Linked DNA regions of Homo sapiens: region 2 is linked to region 1. Evidence: chromatin contacts called from ENCODE Hi-C or POLR2A ChIA-PET data. All regions are on one chromosome and are shown on one strand. Each heading gives the region's core, a stretch centred on a gene start or an enhancer-like site at or near the end of the contact. The rest is flanking DNA. Distances are from core to core; before and after follow the strand shown. Region 1 overlaps CAMK1D (calcium/calmodulin dependent protein kinase ID). Region 2 overlaps CAMK1D (calcium/calmodulin dependent protein kinase ID).

Region 1 (4,700 bases), core at 2-2,501:
AGACATAAATATGCACCAGCTGGGCTCTGAGCTCCGGCTCAGCCTCCTCCCTGCTTTCAGCTTCCCACCGGGCATTGCAATCCCTGCTTCCGGCCCCGCCTGCTCTGCGGCTGGCAACACCAAGTCGCCATCTCTCTTCGTGTTTCACCTCCAGATACAGGAAAACGCGTGAACTCTGTGTTTGGAGGGAGGAGGGCCAATTACAGGAGATCCTGGGCTAAAACAGGAAGAAGAAACATGATTAAGGACTTTAAACAGGGATCACACAATCGTTCTTCTGCCTCCTTCCCTGCAGGAAGGCAGAGATCGGAGATGGAGAGCTGTCATTATCCTCCTTAATTATAGGAGAGAGCAGAAGTTCTTGGAAACACCAGCCAAGTCAGGGAGCCACTGGCAGCTGAGCTTACTTGTTCTTCCAAGATGGTGGAAGCCAGGCAGGGAAATAGCTGCGGGGAGGGTGAGCTCATTCACGGGGACCACTCAGCAGTGGAAGCGATGACGTCCCCTGGCCTCAGATGTGGAAAGTGTCTTCCAGGGGGCAGCTCGTGGAGGAGAGCCTAGCTTGTGGCTCTCTTGAGATGTTCTCCAGGTTTCTAACATGTGGCATGTGACTCCAGTGGAGAGGCCACTCTGCAGCTGCTCCTGTGGGCACAGTGACTCTGGGGGGGAGGGGGTGGGGCTGGGCTGGGCGTGTCATGGGAGGGCAGGTGTGATGACCAGGAAGCAGGGGTACCTCATGGTGTGCCCCGCAGAAATCTCTGCCCTTACTGGCTTCTTCCCTTCTCCTCCTACCCCAGGCCTTTTCTGTAATGTCACCGATTACCATCTGGTGTGGAAAGATTTGCTTTTCAGATTGGTGTGCTGAGCACAGCCGGACAGAGAGGAGGCTTTCGGGAAGGAAAGTCGCCTTCACGTCTTGCATGTTTTCACCGCTCCCCATACGGGTATTTCTAAGCAAGAATGCACACGGGCCTGAAATAGAATGCATTAGTAAGTGTAACCGAGAGGCGAAGTGTATTTTTAGCGAACATGGCTAAGGCAGATTATTACAGCGAGTGAGTGAGACCGAGCTAGGGGAGGAGGAGCTCCTGGGGTAGAGAGACGTGGCTGCCTCTCGGCTGTCCCTGGGGAGCAGAAGGACTGTGGCCAGTGGTGGCTCCTGGGATGGTCAGAGCTTCCTGGGGATTCTTTCTGGTTGTGGAGCTCCTCGTGCCCCCTGTCGTGGGGGAGGGAGTAGAAACAGGCAGCACAATGGTGGTGAAGCTTGGGCCCCAGGTTCAGTGGCGAGGTGGCCCCAGCTGCAAATGTGTCTGCTGCCACCTGCCTGTCCCAGGTGGAGGAGAGGGGAGGGCTGGTCACAGGGAGCCGGTGGGTCTGCAGGCTGCAGAGGCACTGCTCGTTGGGCCTGTAGGTGCTTTGGGAGTCCTGGAAGGGAGGGTGGGGCTTCGATTGTGACTACCAGATTGTGGCGTCTCTGCCACACCGCTCAAAACTCTAATTCAGCTTCTTTATCTGCAAACAGGAAATGTTAACGTTTTCTCGAGGAGTCATGAGTTCAAACAGGGTCACCGATAAGGGAGGGTTGGAACTTTCAGAAGAAAATTGCTAAATATGCCAAGATGTCATATTATTTTTTTCCCAGCATATTAACTAGGGCTTAAGACCTGATAGCCCTGTGAGTATGCGTCTGTCTCTTGTAGCAGCGCTGTTCGCTTAACAGAGCCAAATTCAGCCCAGAGTGAGTCTTTGGTGTCCATCCCAGGCTCTGGCTACCATGTCACCCAGACGGCCTGATTTGAAGGCAGTTTCCTTCCCAGGGACCACGGCAGAGTGCCACAAGATTAGCAGAGAGTCTCGTCTCCAGCTTGTTGACGTACGCTACAGGTCTTGGGATTTGCCAGCATCTTATAATTTTGTACAATAAATGAAGCACCCATGCAGTGCACACACACACGTACACATGCTATTAATTCTATGAGTCTTGGGACTTGCCAGTCTCTTTTTTTTTTTTTGAGACAGAGTCTCGCTCTGTCACCCAGGCTGGAGTACAGTGGCACGATCCCAGCTCACTGCAAGCTCCGCCTCCCAGGTTCTGGCCATTCTCCTGCCTCAGCCTCTGGAGTAGCTGGGACTACAGGTGCCCACCACCACACCTGGCTAATTTTTTGTATTTTTAGTAGAGATGGGGTTTCACTGTGTTAGCCAGGATGGTCTTGATCTCCTGACCTCGTGATCTGCCTGCCTCGGTCTCCCAAAGTGCTGGGACTACAGGCATGAGCCACTGCACCTGGCGGGGACTTGTCAGTCTCTTATAATTGCTTATGATAAATCATGCACCATGTACCCACGTGTGCATGTGTGCGCGTGCACACACACACACACACACACGTACAGACACTATTAGTTCTGTTTTTCTGGAGAACCCTAGTACAACTATCTGCTGAGTAAACTCCTTCTTTGTAGCCCAGCCAAAATGCCAGCTTCTCTGTTACAAGATTTTATAAAAAGGCAGCAATGAAGCAGAGCCGTGGAATTTGGGGTCTCTCTCAGTTTAATCTTTGTGTTACAGGCAGTGAGCCAGAGGCTTACAGCCCCGAGGGGCCCACTTTTAAAACATTTCATGCATTACCAGGCACTGTGGTTCATGCCTGTAGTCTCAGCTACTTGGGAGGCTGAGAAGGGAGGATCACTTGAGCCCAGGAGTTTGAGGCTGCAGTGAGCCATGATCGCACCACTACACCCCAGCGTGGGTGACAGAATGAGATCCTGTCTCTAAAAATGTAAAAATAAAAAAATTCACACATAAAACAAAACTGGGCAAAAGGAGAAATTTAGGAGCTAATTAAAAGAAAAAAAACACCTTTTATTTTAGGTTCAGGGGTACATGTGTAAGTTTGTGATATAGGTAAACTCATGTCATGGGGGTTTGTTGTACAGATTATTTCATCACCCAACTACTAAGCCTAGTAACCAATAGTGATTTCTTCTGATCCCCTTCCTCCTCCCATCCTCCACCCTGAAGGAGGCCCCGGTGTCAGCTGTCCCTCGCATTATGTTCATATGTTCTCATCATTTTAGGAGCTAAATTTTTTCATTAAAATAGGCTTCTCCTCAAGGTCTCTTTATCGGGTTTCCTCTTTTATATGGAAAATTTTGATTTATGTGAACTCTTCCAGGAATACATGGATTATTTCAAATGAACTACCCCACACTTCTTCCAGCCTCTAATTCATAAAATTGAGTGACCTTATTGATCAATTCACAAGGCTTATAATTTGATGACTTATTTCATGGACTGTCCTCTAACAGCTAACATGGACCTGGGAGTTGGCCTGTGGCAGAGACAGCCTGAGTTGATTTGTACTTTTGTTGATTTGAGTTTGATTTTATTGGGTTGACTCCAAAGTCATCCTTGAATCCTTTTCAAATCAATGCCTGCAGCGAGCTCAGCTCATCATTGCAATGCCACAGATCCCAGAAGAAAGGTGTCACGTAACTGGAATCACTTCTTGTGGATCCTACAAGGGGCTTTTGTCCTCAGAAAGATGCAGTCTGTTCTGAGGAGTCACTGGGACTGTGATTTTTCTGTCTGTTCTAACAGCAGAATGTTGGTTCTCTGTAGACCCTGAGGAGTATTCAGCAAATGTCAATATTAGCTGAAATGGGAAGTGTGGATTTGGGACAACAAATTACCTATAGCATAAAAATACCTATTTAATACATGCTTGTTAAATAGACATGGGTTCATGGCTCCTCCAGCCATGTTGAAATAAGCTTGGCATTTCAGGATCTCAACAGAGCAACTTCACTTGATGAACACAAGCCTGGGAAATACGAGGGTATTTCCTAAAGTGCCAGGAAACCTCTTTTCCAAGCTCCACTCCCTTCACAGCCATCATTCCCTCTAATTCTCCCAACCCCATTCACTCTAAGTAGAAGAGACTGCTAACAACTTGCTATTGTACTTCACAGAGTTGGAAGTCTGGGTCAAGTTTCCAGTGTTGACTGTTGAATGGGTGCAGATTTTTTTTTCTGAGGATGGAGGCCTTCCAAGCCCCCTGAAATCGCAGAGGTGGGTGCCCAAATCCCAGATGTGATGGTGGTTAACACTCAGTGCTTCCCCTGTGCACCCTGGATGAGTATAGTATGAGGAAATGACTATCTTTAGAGTGTCTTCTGCAGGGCACAAAATGAGGGGTTGATTCCATGGATCAACTCACTATGAACATAAGCAGTGACTCCAGTTAGTGCAGATGGCAGAGGAGATTTTCATGAATACAGACTGTCTCCCTCAGTGGTCCCCAACCTTTTTGGCACCAGGGACTGGTTTCATGGAAGACAAATGTTTCCGTGGACTGGGATGGGGGATGGTTTCGGGATGATTCAAGCACATGACATTTATTGTGCACTTTACTTCTGTTATTATTACATTGTAATATATAATATATAACGAGATAATTCTACAACTCACCATCATGTAGAGCCAGTGGGAGCCCTGAGCTTGTTTTCCTGTAACTAGACAGTCCCATCTGGAGGTGATGGGAGACAGTGACAGATCATCAGGCATTAGATTCTCATAAGGAGTGTGGAACCTAGATCCCTCGCGTGCGCAGTTCACAATAGGGTTCATACTCCCGTGAGAATCTAATGGCGCCGCTGATCTGACGGAGGCGGAGCTCAGGCGGTGATGCGAGGGATGG
Region 2 (5,224 bases), core at 1,944-4,443, 37 kb before region 1:
TGTCCTGTCTGTAAGAATAAAAAGAAAAAGTCCTTTTAATGTAAAAGTCATAAACCATGTCCTGACAACTGCAGAGAATTATATTGCTCATTTGTTTTTATTGTTAGTATAACTTTTAATTGTCTTCCTTATCTTTGTGCCTGACTGTTGTTTGCTGGCTGAAGTTAACTATGTTTTGAAAGTCAGTTCAGAGGTGAATGAATGGTGAGGTCATCATAGCAGATATAGACATGTTGGCGTTTTTTTTCTGAATGTCAAATGCTAATTTTAGCCATAACAAATTTTGAAAAAGAATGAAAAGTTCCCAGCGAGGGAAATAAAGGTATTCTGTGTGGGAGGCACCTGTTATTTGCAGATAGTACTGTTCATTTCTTTTGCAGATATGAAATACAGTCTCTTTGCCTCAATTATTACTTCATCCTTCAGCCTGCTAGTGTTACAGAAAAGGGGTCATGATCCAGGCCCCAAGAGATGGTTCTTGGGTCTCGTGCAAGAGAGAATTCAGGGCAAGTCCACAGAGTAAAGTGCAAGCAAGTTTATTAAGAAAGTAAAGGAATCAAGAATGGCTAATCCATAGACAGAGCAGCCCCGAGGGCTGCTGGTTTCCCACTTTTATGGTTATTTCTTGATGATATGCTAAACAAGGGGTGAATTATTCATGCCTCCCCTTTTTAGACCATGTAGGGTAACTTCCTGATGTGGCCTTGGCATTTGTAAACTGTCATGGTGCTGACAGGAGTGTAGCAGCGAGGACAACAAGAGGTCACTCTCGTCGCCATCTTGGTTTTGGTGGGATTTGGCCGCTTCTTTACCGCAGCCTGTTTTATCAACAAGGTCTTTATGACCTGTATCTTGTGCCGACCTCCTGTCTCATCCTGTGACTTAGCATGCCTTAACTGCCTGGGAATGCAGCCCAGTAGGTCTCAGCCTCATTTTACCCAGTCCCTACTCAAGATGGAGTTGATCTGGTTCCAGTGCCTCTGACACTAGTATTTGAGGAAGCTCAGATGTTTCTAAAGTCTGGATAGTAGCCATGATATAAATCCTTTCTCTTTTTGCAGTTGGAGACTTTACAGCAAGCTCTATGCCGGTGATTCCCAAGCCCTTTGGAGTTAGAACTCTTTGTCCTTGTTGTTCTGGTTTGAGTCTACCCTTCCTTCCCTGCTGTCAGATACTGTGTGCTGTATCTTAGTTGGATGTTGACTTCCTTTGAGAATTCTTTGATCTTTTCTGAGAATTACATGAGATACCTTAAATTGGGCTAAATGTAGGGAAGGGATTTTGGAATAGAACTAGGGAGTGTCCCAACTGGCAGCTTCCCCAATTCATCCTAAGACATTTTGCCATGTCTAGGATGGGTTGTTTAAGACAACGTCTCCTTTTCTGGGATGTTCGAAACTCAGTGTTTGGGTCTAAGTTTTTTCCACTGTGTCTCTCTCTCTCTGTCTTTTTTTACTGAGTATATTCTTCTGCAGAATGGTCTGTATCTCGTGTTAGCTTCAGAAGGCACCACTTTCAAGAGGTAATTAAATTATAAAGATTTGTTCGAAGTCATTATCAATACTGGAGAAGTTAGCAAAGGTATTGGAAGGCCAACAACAATTTATTTCCCATGTCACTCTTTCTGCAGAAACTCACCTAGAGTCCTTAAAGGGAATAACTGGTAACTTTCTGATATATCATGATGAGAGGCCTCTGCTGGCCACTGGGCAGCCTTCAGATAGTTTTTTCCTTTTTTAAAATGTTTAAATTTTTAGGGCTAGGTGTGGTGGCTCATGCCTGTAATCCCAACACTTTGGGAAGCTGAGACAGAAAGATTGCTTGAGGCCAAGAGTTTGAGAACAGCCTGGGCTACATAGCAAGACCCCGTCTCTCCAAAAAATTAAGAAATTAGCTGAGTGTAGTTGTGTGCACCTGGGGTCCCAACTACTCAAAAGAGTGAGGTGGGAGGATTGCCTGAGCCTGAGAGGTTGGGACTGAAGTAAGCCAAGATTGTGCCACAGCATTCCAGCCTTGGTGATAGAGTGAGATCCTATTTCAAAAAAAAATATTGATTTTAAGTTAATTTTGTAGTTCACTGTAGTCTTGAACTCTTGGACTCAAGTGATCCTCCTGCCTCAGCCTCCTGAGTAACGAGGACTACAGGTATGTATCACCATGCTTGGCTGATTTATTTTTTTTACTTATTTTTATTATTATTATTTTTTGAGATGGAGTTTCGCTCTTGTTGCCCAGGCTAGGGTGCAATGGCACAATCTCGGCTCACTGAAACCTCTGCCTTTGGATTCAAGTGATTGTCCTGCCTCAGCCTCCCAAGTATTTGGGATTACAGGTGTGTGCCACTACACCTGGCTAATTTTTTTCTGTTTTTAGTAGAGACAGGGTTTCACCATGTTGGTCAGGCTAGTCTCGAACTCCTGACCTTAAGTGATCCTCCTGCCTTGGCCTCCCAAAGTGTTGGGATTACAGGCATGAGCCACGACTCCTGGACTTTTTTACTTACTTTTACTTTTTGTATTTTTATTTTTACTTATTTTTATTTATTTATTTTTTTGTTTCTCTATATTGCCCAGGCTGATCTTGAACTCCTGGCCTCAAGTGATCCTCCTGCCTTGGCCTCCCAAAGTGTTGGGATTACAAGCGTGAGCCACGATGCCTGGATTTTTTACTTATTTTTACTTTTTGTATTTTTATTTTTGCTTATTTTAATTTTTATTTTTTTTTTGTTTCTCTATATTGCCCAGGCTGATCTTGAACTCCTGGCCTCAAGTGATCCTCCTGCCTCAGCCTCCCAAAGTTGCTGAGATTACAGGTATGGGCCACCATGCCTGGCCCACAGAGTTCTCTGGAGGAGAAACTGTAGAGCCGTGTGGATTCTTGCCTGGGTTTGTTTAGAGATACTACGGACTTCTTGCCTAGGTTTGTTTGGAGAAGAGTCAAGCAGTACTTGAGTGATTTGAATTTTTGTTGAGAAAAACAAAGTGAAAAACATTTTTTCGACATCAGATATGTTGTTTTAGCCTCTGTGGCAGATTTTATTTTTCTCTTTTACTTTTTGTTTTTATCCTTTTGTACTATTTTTAAAGAAAGGAATGAGAAGAAATTATCCCCGGACCATTCCTCCCGGTGAAAAACATGAAATGTGACTATCCGGAAATGGAGTGTGATCACAGGGGCACGTACGGCTGAGTCATCCAAAACGCTGACTGTCGTGTAGGGCTCCGTGGTTTTGGTGGTTTTCTTAACTTCTCTGTGCCCTGGTTACTTCATCAATGTGATGGAGATAATAATCTCATCGGATGTTGTGATTTACTGAGATCATTCTTGTAAACACTTAGAATAGTTCCTGGTACACAGCAAGCGGTTTGTGATTGTTATTGTATGATTCTATCCAGATTCTATTACGTCATGTTACTATGTTATGAAAGATTCCAGTTCCTTGGTGCACTGATGTGGTCTTTGAAACTCAGAACAAATGTTACCTGGGCCGATGTTACATGAGTATTTGGCCATTAAAATCAGATAAAGAGGCCAACCTAGCAAGTTACTCTCATTGAAGTGTGGCTTGTCTGCCATCCTCATTGGGAGCACGTAGAACCTCCCCAAGCTGAGTGGGCAGGGTCCGTGTGGCTGTGTGAAGGGCCCCGTCGTCTTGTGTAGCTGCTCCCGTGTTGAGAGTATAGCATGTTGAAAACAGCCTTGGCAGGAACCACGCTTGCTGTTAACCAGCTCGTCCACTAACCAGCTGTGTATACCCTAGGTCAGGCCAGCTGTTTAAAAAAAAAAAAAGTGAAGATATTTGCTAAGAGAGTAGATCTCAAGTGCCATCATCACACGCACACAAGGGGTGATGATGGCAGTTGATAGGTATGTTAGCTTGATCATGGTGATCATTTTATGATGTATACATATATCAAAACATCATGTTACGATGTATACATATATCAAAACATCATGTTACGATGTATACATATATCAAAACATCATGTTGTATACCTAAATATATACCATTTTTATTTGTCAGTCATACCTCAGTAAAGCTTAAAAAAAGACACATGTTGGCCGGGCGTGGTGGCCCACGCCTATAATCATTTGGGAGGCCTAGGTGGGTGGATCACTGGAGGTTAGGAATTTGAGATTAGCCTGGCCAACATGGCGAAACCCCACCTCTACTAAAAATATAGAAATTATCTGGGCATGGTGGCAGGCGCCTGTAATCCCAGCTAACTGGGAGGCTGAGGTGGGAGAATCGCTTGACTTGGGAGGCAGAGGTTGCAGTGAGCCGAGATTACACCACTGTACTCCAGCCTGGGCGACAGAGCGAGACTCCATCTCAAAAAAAATACACACGTATATAAAAAAAGTAAATTGGAGACATCTTGATGTTACACCCATACTAACAGTAGTGTCAATCTCTGTTCCTTCACCCAAGGAAGGAAAGAAGGAAGGAAGGGAGGGAGGGTGGGGAGAGAGAGAAAGAAGGAAGGAGGGAAGGAAAAAGGGAAAGAAGGAAGGAAGGAAGAAGGAAGTTTCCCTATGTAATTAAAATAGCATTATCACAACTAATACAATTAATACTAATTTCTTAATATCCAGTTTGTATTCCAGTTTCCCCAGTTACATTTGGGTTATATACTGAGTTTACAGCTCCACAGTCTCTTCGTGTGGGGAATGAGGAGGTGGAACTAACTCCATGAGCTCTCAGGTTTATATAAGCGTGAAAGTTTTATGTTTAATACCATTAGGAAGAGCCGTTGTGATTTTGTTAATTTCTTGTTCTTAAAGAAGGATCGAAGCTTTAGAGACATAAACGTGGCTCTCTAGCCAGGTGAAATGGAAATCTGGAAGTTATTTGGTTAAGAGAATAAATAGGGATGGGTTAGTGGTGTCTCCAGCTGGGCTTGGCTTGTAGATTGGGCAGCTCACACATGGACAGTGGTTTGATGACTTGTGTACTGGCCAGAGAGAAGGAGGCTGTGTCCTGGTCTGAGACCCAGCAGGTTTGAGGTCTTGTATTTTCTAGTCTCCATAAATGTTCCCAATGCCATTTCGAGTTACAGTGAGGACTTGGACAGCCCTTTGCATTTAGTTTTGTTTTGTTATTTGAGACTCTGGTGTTTTCTTCAAGGAGGCTAAATGCTGGGTCTATTGGGTTACCTGTCTAAGGAAACTCCCATTGTTCCAGAATAAAAGAAGGATGAAAAACTCATGCTTTGACTGCCTG

Evidence for each region. A loop is a pair of places that touch in the nucleus more often than their neighbours do. ChIA-PET counts read pairs that join two places held with the same protein, here RNA polymerase II (POLR2A). Pooled maps may share reads with other maps.
Region 2: a map of ascending aorta shows a loop between it and region 1 (4-fold over the local background). The contact joins two enhancer-like sites. A Hi-C loop is called at or near these places in 6 of 168 maps with a recorded cell type or tissue (CD8-positive, alpha-beta T cell, ascending aorta, chondrocyte and 2 more), 8 of 37 single-sample maps with no recorded cell type and 12 of 50 pooled maps. POLR2A ChIA-PET finds 5 or more read pairs at or near these places in 3 of 52 experiments (A549, GM12878 and H1).

The regions. Positions count from the first base shown.
Region 1 is chr10:12,484,165-12,488,864 of GRCh38, forward strand. The region is part of intron 1 of CAMK1D (calcium/calmodulin dependent protein kinase ID); the gene reads left to right. Among named protein-coding and RNA genes, the nearest start is that of MIR4480, 92 kb to the right of the region's middle. RefSeq lists enhancers at 895-944, 995-1,254. Within about 2 kb of position 1,252, at least 16 of the 41 ENCODE cell types and tissues checked have a DNase peak (open chromatin) inside an H3K27ac peak, as active enhancers do; they include ascending aorta, where a contact is called at or near this core.
Region 2 is chr10:12,445,663-12,450,886 of GRCh38, forward strand. All of the region lies in intron 1 of CAMK1D (calcium/calmodulin dependent protein kinase ID), which reads left to right. Among named protein-coding and RNA genes, the nearest start is that of CAMK1D, 99 kb to the left of the region's middle. RefSeq lists an enhancer at 2,744-3,943. Within about 2 kb of position 3,194, at least 14 of the 41 ENCODE cell types and tissues checked have a DNase peak (open chromatin) inside an H3K27ac peak, as active enhancers do; they include ascending aorta, where a contact is called at or near this core.